Linked DNA regions of Homo sapiens: regions 1 and 2 are each linked to region 3. Evidence: chromatin contacts called from ENCODE Hi-C or POLR2A ChIA-PET data. All regions are on one chromosome and are shown on one strand. The core of a region is the stretch at or near the end of the contact, and the rest is flanking DNA. Distances in the headings are between cores, read along the strand shown. Region 1 holds the start of CDC40 (cell division cycle 40). Region 2 holds the start of AMD1 (adenosylmethionine decarboxylase 1). Region 3 holds the start of MTRES1 (mitochondrial transcription rescue factor 1).

The links. Hi-C counts contacts between places; a loop is a spot of excess contacts on that map. ChIA-PET counts read pairs that join two places held with the same protein, here RNA polymerase II (POLR2A). Pooled maps may share reads with other maps.
Region 1: a map of CD8-positive, alpha-beta T cell shows a loop between it and region 3 (8-fold over the local background). The contact joins the promoter of CDC40 here to the promoter of MTRES1 in region 3. A Hi-C loop is called at or near these places in 2 of 168 maps with a recorded cell type or tissue (CD8-positive, alpha-beta T cell and naive thymus-derived CD4-positive, alpha-beta T cell) and 10 of 50 pooled maps.
Region 2: a loop to region 3 is called in a map of naive thymus-derived CD4-positive, alpha-beta T cell, with 31 times the contacts of the local background. The contact joins the promoter of AMD1 here to the promoter of MTRES1 in region 3. A Hi-C loop is called at or near these places in 1 of 168 maps with a recorded cell type or tissue (naive thymus-derived CD4-positive, alpha-beta T cell) and 6 of 50 pooled maps. POLR2A ChIA-PET finds 5 or more read pairs at or near these places in 1 of 52 experiments (CD4-positive, alpha-beta memory T cell).

Annotation. Positions count from the first base shown.
Region 1 is chr6:110,178,921-110,182,469 of GRCh38, reverse strand. CDC40 (cell division cycle 40) reads right to left here and starts at 2,043. Exons shown (of 15, transcript NM_015891.3): 1 at 1,837-2,043. The coding sequence starts at 2,025. It overlaps WASF1 (WASP family member 1), which reads left to right and starts at 2,800. Exons shown (of 11, transcript NM_003931.3): 1 at 2,800-3,031. RefSeq lists silencers at 2,771-2,880, 3,121-3,440.
Region 2 is chr6:110,873,251-110,876,711 of GRCh38, reverse strand. It overlaps AMD1 (adenosylmethionine decarboxylase 1), which reads right to left and starts at 1,927. Exons shown (of 9, transcript NM_001634.6): 1 at 1,497-1,927. The coding sequence starts at 1,606. RefSeq lists enhancers at 75-789, 790-1,505 and silencers at 753-942, 973-1,042, 1,103-1,352.
Region 3 is chr6:107,026,217-107,029,653 of GRCh38, reverse strand. MTRES1 (mitochondrial transcription rescue factor 1) reads right to left here and starts at 1,455. Exons shown (of 4, transcript NM_016487.5): 1 at 1,383-1,455. RefSeq lists enhancers at 737-836, 947-1,056 and a silencer at 1,167-1,636.

The DNA.
Region 1 (3,549 bases), core at 794-3,293, 3.2 Mb before region 3:
CAGATCAAAATAGGAAAAACAGAAGTGGATTTTGAGGGAAAGAAAATAATTTTTCGACACACTGAATTGGAGGTGGCTGAGCGCCAACCTGCAAAAGACAAATGTACAATTACTGTGGGAGATTTTTATATACCTCTCAAGATCGTAAGCTAGCAAGGAGGATAGAACTGGAAATAAAAGGATAGCAAGCATTTAATTAGTGTTCATTGTGTGTGGCACTGTTAAAAGGGCTTTACATCTTTTATGACAATTATTATAATTCTGTTAGATAGGTACTACTGTTATTCCTACTTTACAGATCAGCAAAAATTAGGTACAGAGCATTTAAGTAACTTATCCAAGGTCCCCAGGTGGGTAAGTGCTGGAGGCAGGATTTGAATTACAGTCTTAATTCCAGAGCCTGTGCTAACCATTTCACGGTGTTCACCTTGAGCTAGAAGCAGCACAGCCTGAGGTTGAAGGTATGGGAGAATATGTGGAATGCAAAGAGGACTAAGAGCAGAGTCCTGGGAAACACCAGTATTGAAAAGGGAGAGTAAAATAATTGGAACAGAATGCTGAGTAGAGCCCCATGGAAGCGAAACGGAGAGAAAGTTTCAAGAAAGAGGAACTAATGAACAGTGTCATTTGATGCAGACATTTAAGTCAGATGGCTGAACTTGACAACTGGAAGGCCTGGGACATCACTCACAGACAGTAGTTTCCCAAGAGGATAGGGCCAGACTGCATTGGGTTGAGGAGAAAATGAGACGAAGACAAAAAGAGAGCTCCAAAAAGCTGAGCTGTGAAAGGAGAAGACTCAGGAGGTTACTGGAGGGGCTTAAGTTTGGAAAGTTTTGTTTTGATAGGAAGTTAGGAGGATTCTAAGCATTCTTTCATGACAGATGTCCATTTTTAAAAAGTAAAATTCACATACAGCTTGTTAAAAACCTGTAAAACACTTCTTAAGTCATTAAACTAGACTTGGGGACATGATACAAAGGAATTTTTGGACACCGCCTCCCCTCTTCACATCTTGAGCTGATCACCTACCTCGGGCTCTACTGGGCCTACACTACCAATTGGTAGATGCTCTCATCAGGCTCCAGACACATCAGCTTTTCCTCAGTTCTTCAAACCCACTAGGCTCTTTGCGTTCTCAGGCTTGCCTGTCACCTCTGCCTGGAAACTCTTGCCTTATTAATCAGCTTCCTCCATTGAGATCATGCAGCTGTTTCTCAAATCCAAGGCCTTTTTCTCACTGTATTAACACACACAATCATAAAACATTTACTGCACTCTCACTAGTTGGCTCTGTGCTATATGCTTTATTTGTGTAATTTCACTCAATTTTCACACTCATCTTTTCATGTAGACAGATGTTTTGAAAATGATCTCCACTGTACAGGTGAGGAAAGAAAGGAGGCTGCATAACTTGTCCAAGTTCACACAAGTGGTGGTGCCAGGATTAGAACCTAGTTCTTCAAAAATAAGACAAATCGAGGCCACTGCTCACACAATACTCTAGTTTGGGAAGTCCTGATCTAATTTCACTTATGTTCCGAGATTACACCTGCACTTTCCAGGCTATGTCCCTAATCCACAAATTCAAATTTCATCCCCTCCTTCCACTTGCTTTCTGATGGCGGGAGGCAAGGGCAGAGAGCATCGGAGGGCTATTCCGAACTTCCAATTCTGCCTCTCCCGAGGATGCATGTGGGAAGGAGAAGAAATTCAAACGTTAGCAACTTATCTCTGAGCACTGAGAAAGAGGTAACCCGGTACCTAACAAGCGGCTGGCAGTTCTGGAGCTGAAGCCAACAATTCCCACACTGCATTAGTAGCAAAAGTGCTTACCTTAACTGCCACCTCCGGAGCCGAGTCCACTGCCACTGCTAGAGACGGCTTTGATGAAGGCGATTTAGTCAAGTGCATGAGGGAGTCGGCGGCTGGCAGCGGACACCGACTGCTCTCACTGTCCGAGTCCGATTCGGACCCTGAACCCGAACCATAGGAAGCGGCCAGAGCTGCAATCGCAGCCGACATGACGGCAACAAATCTTCTGCGGAGACCCTGCCAGGGCGGAAGAAGAAGAGGCTCCCAGGTCCTGACAGATTGCAATGGAACACATCATTAACTTTCTTTGCTAAGAAATAATGTCTTACATTTTGAAACAATAAGCTAATTATTATTAGAATAACTACTGTCGAGCTGAGAGCTTAAAAAAGTTTATCTAGGGAAAAAGGGAGAATTATAATAGTTTATAACATTTAGGACCTAGTTGACTAAAGAATATGAGTTCCAAAATACCTTGAGGCCTCGCGGTCCTGCACTCCCAGCGTGCAGCGCGGCAGGAAGCGCGAGAGGGCACAATGGGAAGTGTAGTTTGCAACGAGGGGGCGGAACGGGGGCGTGTCCCCCTTTGACCCCGCCCCCGAATGGATGTTCCATTCAATTGGCTATCATCTTCCCTCATTCCCTAGCCAAGCAGTGTTCTCTTCGTCCCCCTCCCCCAAACTGAGGATTGGGCAATACCACAGAACCTCAGGAAAGGGGGGAAGAGCGAGCTTCGGCCCCACTAATGGGGGAGTGGGCGGAGGCTGGATTTCCCACCTCGGCTGCACCTGGGCACTGGAGGCTGAAGAGGAAAGTGAGAATCTGAAGTTTTGAGACCTCTGACTGGCCAGGAATAGCTCCTGGGGCGGGGGGCAAGGATGGGACCATAGGCGGAAAGAGTCTCGCGGTCCCCCCTGCTTCTGGCGCGGGTCCCTGCGCCCGGTTGTGGAGCGTCTCGCGCGGGGAGGGGGCGGGGGGAACGGCAGCTCGCGGTGTTGTTCACTCGCGCGTCGAGCACACGGTGGGTCCGGCGGCGGGTTGGCGCCCCAGGCGGCGTTCCCTGTGGCCTGGCGCCTGGGCCGCTGCCCTGAGCGGGTTCCGCCCCAGAGCCCGACCCTCCTGGGGGCTCTAGGCGGAGTCCCGCGAGCCGAGGGGGACCGGCGACCGCTGCCGAAGCATGAAGAAGGGGTAAGGCGTGAGCCCCCAAGATTTCACGGTGAGCGCGAGTCCCTGAGGAATTGCTTTTTTCGGGGAGGGGGTGTTGGGAGAGGAACTCTTCCTTACTGGCCGGAGCAGACCGAGTGGTGTGTGGCCCGCAAAGGTGACGGGGATGGATGGGCGCGCCTTCCCCGCCCCGGCCCCCACCCCCATCCGCGGGTTTTCCGAGCGCCCACCGCCCACCCGCCAGCGGGGCTGGGTGCCGAGGGAGACGGCGGCGGGCGCGCCTGGGGCTTGGCTGCAGGGACCGCCCCGGGGCTGCTCTCGCTGGAGAGACTGTGGGTGTCACCTGAGGTGCCACCGCCCGGGCTTCCCTGCCCACCCGCGCCCGCGGTCCGCCCCGTGCCTCTTTCCGGGGGAGGCGGTAGCCCCGGGCGACAGAGAATCCCCTGCTCGCCCTACGTGCGCGAGGCTCGGTAAAGCGAGCTCGTGCGTTTGCGTGTTTGCTCCGCGAGTCGGTGTCTGAAAACATAACGGTAAAGCGAGTGCGGGCATCCTTTTCTTCGTTGGAAGGGG
Region 2 (3,461 bases), core at 678-3,177, 3.8 Mb before region 3:
TCCATGACCAAAGTCCGCTTCCTATAATCTCACGTGAGCCTGGCACGTAGTAAGCGCTATAGACATTTTAAGTGTCACACGAAGCTTGAAAAAAATGAGACGTGTGACATTTTAGCTATGACTAGTATTTTTTTCTACAATGGAATCGTTCAAGATACACTGCTAGAAACCGGGTTTCCCGTCGTGCCTTAAAGTCTCGGTAGCACGTGTCTGCCTGGATTCCCTTTTCCAGTTGCTTTTTGTCAAGGGACAGCTCCAAGAACAGCTAACACTCCTAAAACGCCCATTGGTCCACACCCTGGGGCCAGGCTCTGAGTGCGGCCCAGGAGCCCATTGGTCGCCGCCTCTCAATGAAGCTGGCCACGCCAGTTACTCCGCTGCACCGCCACCCTAGCCGCACTCGTGCGCAGAGGAGCCAGGGATCCGGTGGCAGGGCCTAGGAAGGCCATTGGTGGCCACCGGTGCGACCGCCGCCAGGAACAAGGCCTAAGCATCCACGGGATCTCTGGGCTTTTATATAAGCATGGATTTCCACAGCAATACCAACTAAAACGCCTCTTCGGCGCGGTCAGCCCAAGTATCTCTCGCGTGACGGCCCGCAGTGGGAGTGGGCCCCAGATTCCTTTGCTCAAGCTTAAGGCATTAGAGGCATTATGTCCTGGGGCAGGCGGGCCTCCCTCCACCCGCACCTCTCCCGCCCCGCTCCGCCGGCTCCGTAGCAGGTTACACAACCCAAGGTCAAGAGATTGGGGAGCAGCCCCCAGCGGCCTCAGCGGCCGTGTCGAGGGCGGCCCCGGGGACTGCGCCGTCTGCCCAGCCGCCCCGAAAAGGCTCTGGCGCAGAGCATGTTAGGGGAGCGGTGGGGCCCCGCCACTGCGACATAACTGCTCCCGCCCAATCCCCGCCGCCCGAACGCCACATGCTGCCCGCGGCCGCCGCGGGTGGGAGGCCTCTTCGCCAGCCCCTCAGACAAGGCCGGGAGGGCCCCTCCTATCCGCGCCCGAGGCAAGAACAAGCGCCGCTCCCGCCCTCCATTCCCCGAAGCCGGCACGCCCGAATTAGCGCCTGACTAAGCCCGCCGAGCCACACCTGCCGGAGGCAACCCGCGCAGGCGCCCCCGACCCCCACCTGGGGCCCCTGCCGCCAACTACTACGGAGGGAAATGTCGGGAGGCGCGGGCCGCAAAACCACCCCGGGCCGCGCCGCCCGCCGCCCAGCGCGGGACGTTACCTGAGCACGCGGCCGCGCCGGCCTCCTCCCCTCCCCCAGGGCAATGCCAGGCGCGGCAACCACGGCGGGAGAAGCCGGCTCCGGCCCGCGTGGACATGGCCGCTCTCCCCCAAACCGCGCACCTTCCAAGGCCGCCGAAGCGACCCCAGGCCGCAGACTTGCCCCCAACTGAAAGCTGAGGGAACTCGGGCTCCACCCGTGGCTGGTGCCTCGGCGGCGGCGACAGCCCCCAGGCCCGGATGTCAGCGAGCGCCCCGGGGACCCACCTTGGGATAGTGCGAAGATCCCCAGATCCTTGGTTTGCGTCGGGCTGCTGCCGGGAGAACCAAACCTCCAGCAGCTTCTCGGTCCCTTCGAAAAAATGTGCAGCTTCCATCACCGTGAGACTAGCGAACAACCAACAACCACAGAAAATCAACTAAATTAAACCTCTTCTCCCGCCGCTGCCGCCGCCGCTGCGGATTGTTCCAGCTGTGTTACTAAAGTTCAGGTTCCTTTTTTTTTTTGCTATAATTTTATATTAACTTTTTTTAAAAAAAGGACTAATAAAATTTTCCCGGCTTTGTGTGAGCGAAAGTTGAACGTGAGTCTTTTGGAAATAGAGGCAGATACAGTTCAGTCTCTTGTATTCCGCTGCTTTCCCGTTAGAGAGAGTAGAGCGAGCGCTAGCTAATGTCGCCGGCCATACTGTGTAAGCGAGAGCGCTGCGTGAGCACCGCCCTTATATATCCCGGCTCCCCCCAAAAGACCAGGAAGTGACGCATCGTCCCACCTCCACGGCCTATAGCTGCTGCCGCCTGTCAATCACTCGCGGCCGAGTGGCGGCTGGCTGGCCGAGGGCCTGGCGGAGAGCGCGGGGAGCTGCCCACTGCGCTGCGGCTCGGGCTCTGGCCGGCTCCTGAGTGGGAGTTGGTGCTGTGATGTCCAGCTGGGGACTAGAAACCTCGGATCGAACGCAGAGTGGGTGGGGAGAGCGGGAACGGAATGAGGAAAGGCTGTGCAGAGCTGTTTAGAAAAAAAAAATGATTAGCAGAAAACATGGGTGGGTCCTTAGGGGTGTTGGCGGGGTTCAGCGGGGACGGTGGCCAGCGCTGGGTTGGCGTGGTGGTTTTGATCTTGTGCAGTTCACCGCGACTGCTGAGGTACTTGGCCATTCTTAAAAGTGTGTTTTCCCAAGGCGAACGCAGCCAGGCGTTAAAACTAAACATTTGTCCGTGACGCGCACGTTGCCAGGGGTCGAATTAGAAGGCGCTTTAATTCTGCTCACGCCTTGGCTGATGTGCGAATGAAAGCAGTCCTCGGCTGGTTTATACAATAGCCAGAAGCATTGTCTTCCTATTTCAGAAGAGAAAAGCAACGTGGCGCCCAGCCTTGGAGGGCCCCGGCTTTACCCACCTCCCACCGTGTGGCTCGCCATGCCTCCGAATTGGCTGAGCACAGCAGCCTCCGGGAAGCACTGGCAGCTCCGTTGCTCCATTAGCTCAACTGGTGGGAATTTATTCAGCAAAACTACTTCTAGAAACTGAATGTGTTAAATATAATCTGAACTTATTTGATCATGTTTTTCTTTGAATTTTATCAAGCTGATGTATTAATTGATGGAGGTTCTCCTTACCCCCCAAAATTTACAGTGCTATCTTCCCATGTGCTTAAGAAGGATTTACCTGGAAATTAATAAAACAGGGATTCCAGAGCTATCACTGGTGGTAACTTAAATAACTATCAGTCTAATATTTTATAAGTGTTAAGTATAAAATAGTCGTCAAGCCATGGTCAAACAGTTTAACCTCAGATGGCAAAACTGGTAACAAAGTTATTACTTTTACTTGGGAATATGGGAGGAAAAAAACCCAAGCTGACATAAAAATTGCTATTGTCACAAGACAAAAGGACTTTTCGCTATCATCCTTAGAAAAAAACTTTCCCCAAAGTGAAATAAGATGATGTCAACATGAAAAATCCACTGAAAAAGACATGGTTTGGGTTTGCACTCTAGATACCCTGTAGAATAGCTCTTGTCTTACAAGAACGTGGTTCACGTGTCTCCGTGAAACCTGTTGAAAGAAGCTATGTTGTGAGCTAGGTACATAAACTACTCTTGCTTTGTTTTGTTTGTCTGAGACGGAGTCTCGCTCTGTTGCCCAGGCTGGAGTTCAGTGGCGTGATCTCGGCTCACTGCAACCTCTGCCTCCTGGGTTCAAGCGATTCTCCTGCCTTAGCCTCCCGAGTAG
Region 3 (3,437 bases), core at 206-2,705:
AAATTAGCCAAGCGTGGTGGTGCACACCTGTAGTCACAGCTATTTGGGAGGCTGAGGCTGAAGAATCGCTTGAACCTGGGAGGGGGAGGCTGCAGTGAGCCGAGTTCACACCAGTGCATTCTAGCCTCGGCGACAGAGCGAGTGTCAAAAAAAAAAACAACAAAACAGGCCGGGCGCGGTGGCTCACGCCTGTAATCCCAGCACTGTCGGAGGCTTAGGCGTGCGGATCAGGAAGTCAGGAAATCGAGACCATCCTGGCTAACACGGTGAAACCCCGTCTCTACTAAAAATACAAAAAATTAGCCGGGCGTGGTGGCAGGCGCCTGTAGTCCCAGCTACTCGGGAGGCTGAGGCGGGAGAATGGCGTGAACCCGGGAGGCGGAGCTTGCAGTGAGCAGAGATCGCGCCACTGCACTCCAGCCTGGGCGACAGAGCGAGACTGCGTCTCAAAAAAAAAAAAAATAGCCGGGTGTGGCGGTGTGCGCCTGTAGTCCCAGCTGCTGGGGAGGCTGAGGCAGGAGAATGGCGTGAACCTGGGAGGCGGAGCTTGCAGTGAGCCGAGATCCCGCCATTGCACTCCAGCCTGGGCGACAGAGCAAGACTCCGTCTCAAAAAAACAAAACAAAACAAAACAAAACAACACCCTGTGGAATAAAAATTGATCAGGAGGACGGGTGCATTCGAATGAATCAGGAAAAGAACACGCAATGATGGACCCTGGGAAGTGACCTGATGGAAGTTCATTTTAAAAGATCTCTTTGGCGTTGGTGTGGGATGAGTGGAGAGATGATCACGGCAGAATCCCATAGGAGGTTTTGGGTGACATCTTCAGGAGAGGTATACAATCTGAACTAACCGAAGACTGTAAGAAAAGCAGTGTCTGTAAAAAAAGCAGCGCTGACTTTGACCTGCTTGACGCCAGGAAACGCTCCACATTCCTGAGCCCGTTCACCGCTCCGTAAGATGGAGAAACTGGTCTAAACGCTTTGAAGTCTAATGCAGCTAAAGATCCTTCCCTTTACTTGGAGACCTCGGAGGCTGTGGGCTGAGACAGGGTCGGATTCCTCTCGCTCCCTCCCCACCCCCGCGGGCAGTGCACCTTCCTGGGTCCCCAAGGTCAAAGGAAATGGACAACTGCGTCCCCGGGTTCGCAGTCTGCATTCGGAGCCAGCAGGAGCGACAGGAGGCAGGAACGGAAGGCTTCGCCGCGCTCAATTACCACAGTCCCTGCGCAGCCCTGAGCTCGCGGGGCGTCCCGAGGCTGGCAGGACACGGGACACTCACGGGGAGACCCGGCGGGAGCGTGGGCGGGGCGGAGAGGCGAAGTGACAGGGGGCGCGGGCAGGGGGCCCGGCGCGGCGCGCCAGCAGAGGCGCACTCACCTGTACGTCAGGCCCTCTCGTCCCTCCCCGCGGCCGCGCGGACTGCAGGCCTCCAGGCTACCCCTATCTGCGCCCCGCCCCTTCCGCCGGCGCCGGCGCAGTGAGAGCGGGTCGGGCGGGGCGCGAGGCCAGGGCGGCAGCGAAGCAGCGACCCCTGCTGGAGGCCGCGTCTTGGAGGACTGCGCGGGAAGTAGGCTCGGGGCACACCATTCTCCCGGGTTCACGCCATTCTCCTGCCTCAGCCTCCTGAGTAGCTGGGACTACAGGCGCCCACCACCACGCCCGGCTAATTTTTTTGTGTTTTTAGCAGAGACAGGGTTTCACCGTTTTAGCCAGGATGGTCTCGATCTCCCGCCCTCGTGATCCGCTCTCCTCGGCCTCCCAAAGTGCTGGGATTACAGGCGTGAGCCACCGCGCCCGGCCATCTTAATTCTTTTTTCTTTTTTTTTTTTTTTTGAAACCGAGTCTCACTCTTGCCCAGGCTGGAGTGCAGCGGCGTAATCTCAGCTCACTGCGACCTCCGCCTCCCGGGTTCAAGCGATTGTCGTTCCTCAGTCTCCTAAGTAGCTGGGACTACAGGCGTGAGCCACCATGACCGGCTAATCATCTTAATTATTAATGAAGTGATCCTTTCTCTGGGACCACTAACCCCTTTGAACATTTTTTTTTTTGACAGGGTCTCACTCTGTTGCCCGGAGTGCAATGGTGCGATCTCGGCTCACTGCAACCTCTGCTACCCAGGCTCAAGCTGTTCTCCCCACCTCAGCCTCCCCAGTACCTGGGACTCCAGGTGTGTGCCACCACGGCCTGCTAATTTTTGTTTTGTTTTGTTTTGTTTGTAGAGATGGGGTTTCGCCATATTGCCCAGGCTGGGACTCAAGAGAAGCGATCTTCCAGCCTCAGCCTCTTAAAGTGCTGGGATTACAGGTGTAAGCCACCGAGCCCGCCCTCTTTGAACATCTCCAAGAGATATAGGCGTTGTTTCCAGAAAAATGTGCAAATACGTCAGACTCGCAGTTTAAGGAAACATCTTTTCAAGACCAACGCAATTTACACGTGAGCCAATTCCCCTTTCCCTCCCAACCAACTATCCATCCATTCGTCCATCCATCCATCCATCCATCCATCCATCCCTCTCTCATTAGGTCTGTCTGTGGAGAACTCTGACTCATACACCAAACAAGATGTCACCCTGCAACATTCTAACAAAACTTCTAGTCAAAGTCACAGATGACCTCTGCAATGTAAATCCAAAGGTCTGGTCTCATTCCTCAACTTACTTGAGTTATAGGATACCCCATTGGTTTCACCTACCTCACTTGCCACTTAATCTTCTTCCCTGTTTTTTCTTTTGTTTTGTTTTGTTTTTTTGTTTTTGAGAATGAGGCCTGCTCTGGCCCCCAGGCTGGTGTGCAATGGCATGATCTCTGCTCACTGCAACCTTCACTCTCGGGTTCAAGCGATTCTCCTGCCTCAGCCTCCTTAGTAGTTGGGACTACAGGTACGCACCACCATGCCCGGCTAATTTTTGTAGTTTTAATAGAGACAGGGTTTCACCAATATTGGCCAGGCTTGTCTCAAACTCCTGACCTCAAGTGATCCACCTGCCTTGGCATCTCAAAGTGCTGGGATTACAGGCATGAGCCACCACTCCCAGCCAGCTGTTTTTTCATTACATCCTTAGAATGCCAAAGAGTAAGTGCCCCATACTTAGACCTCTAATCTTTTTCCTTTTTATCTATCCTAGTTCCCCAGTCGATCTCCAACAATTTCGTGGCTTTAAATATTATCTATATATGGACGATCCTCAAATTTGTATTGCGAGCCGAGATCATTCTCTTGCATTCAAGACTACAACTGCCTACTTAACATCTTCACTTGGAAATCTAACGGAAATCTCAAACTTGATAGGACCAAAACCCAGATCCGGGTCTCAATGCGTTCCTCCCACAGCATTCCTTATTTCAGTTAATGAGTCTTCCACCCTTCCTGTTACTTAGGTCAGATATCTTAGAGATACACTCAATTTCTCCCTTTCTGTCTCACCTGGGATTA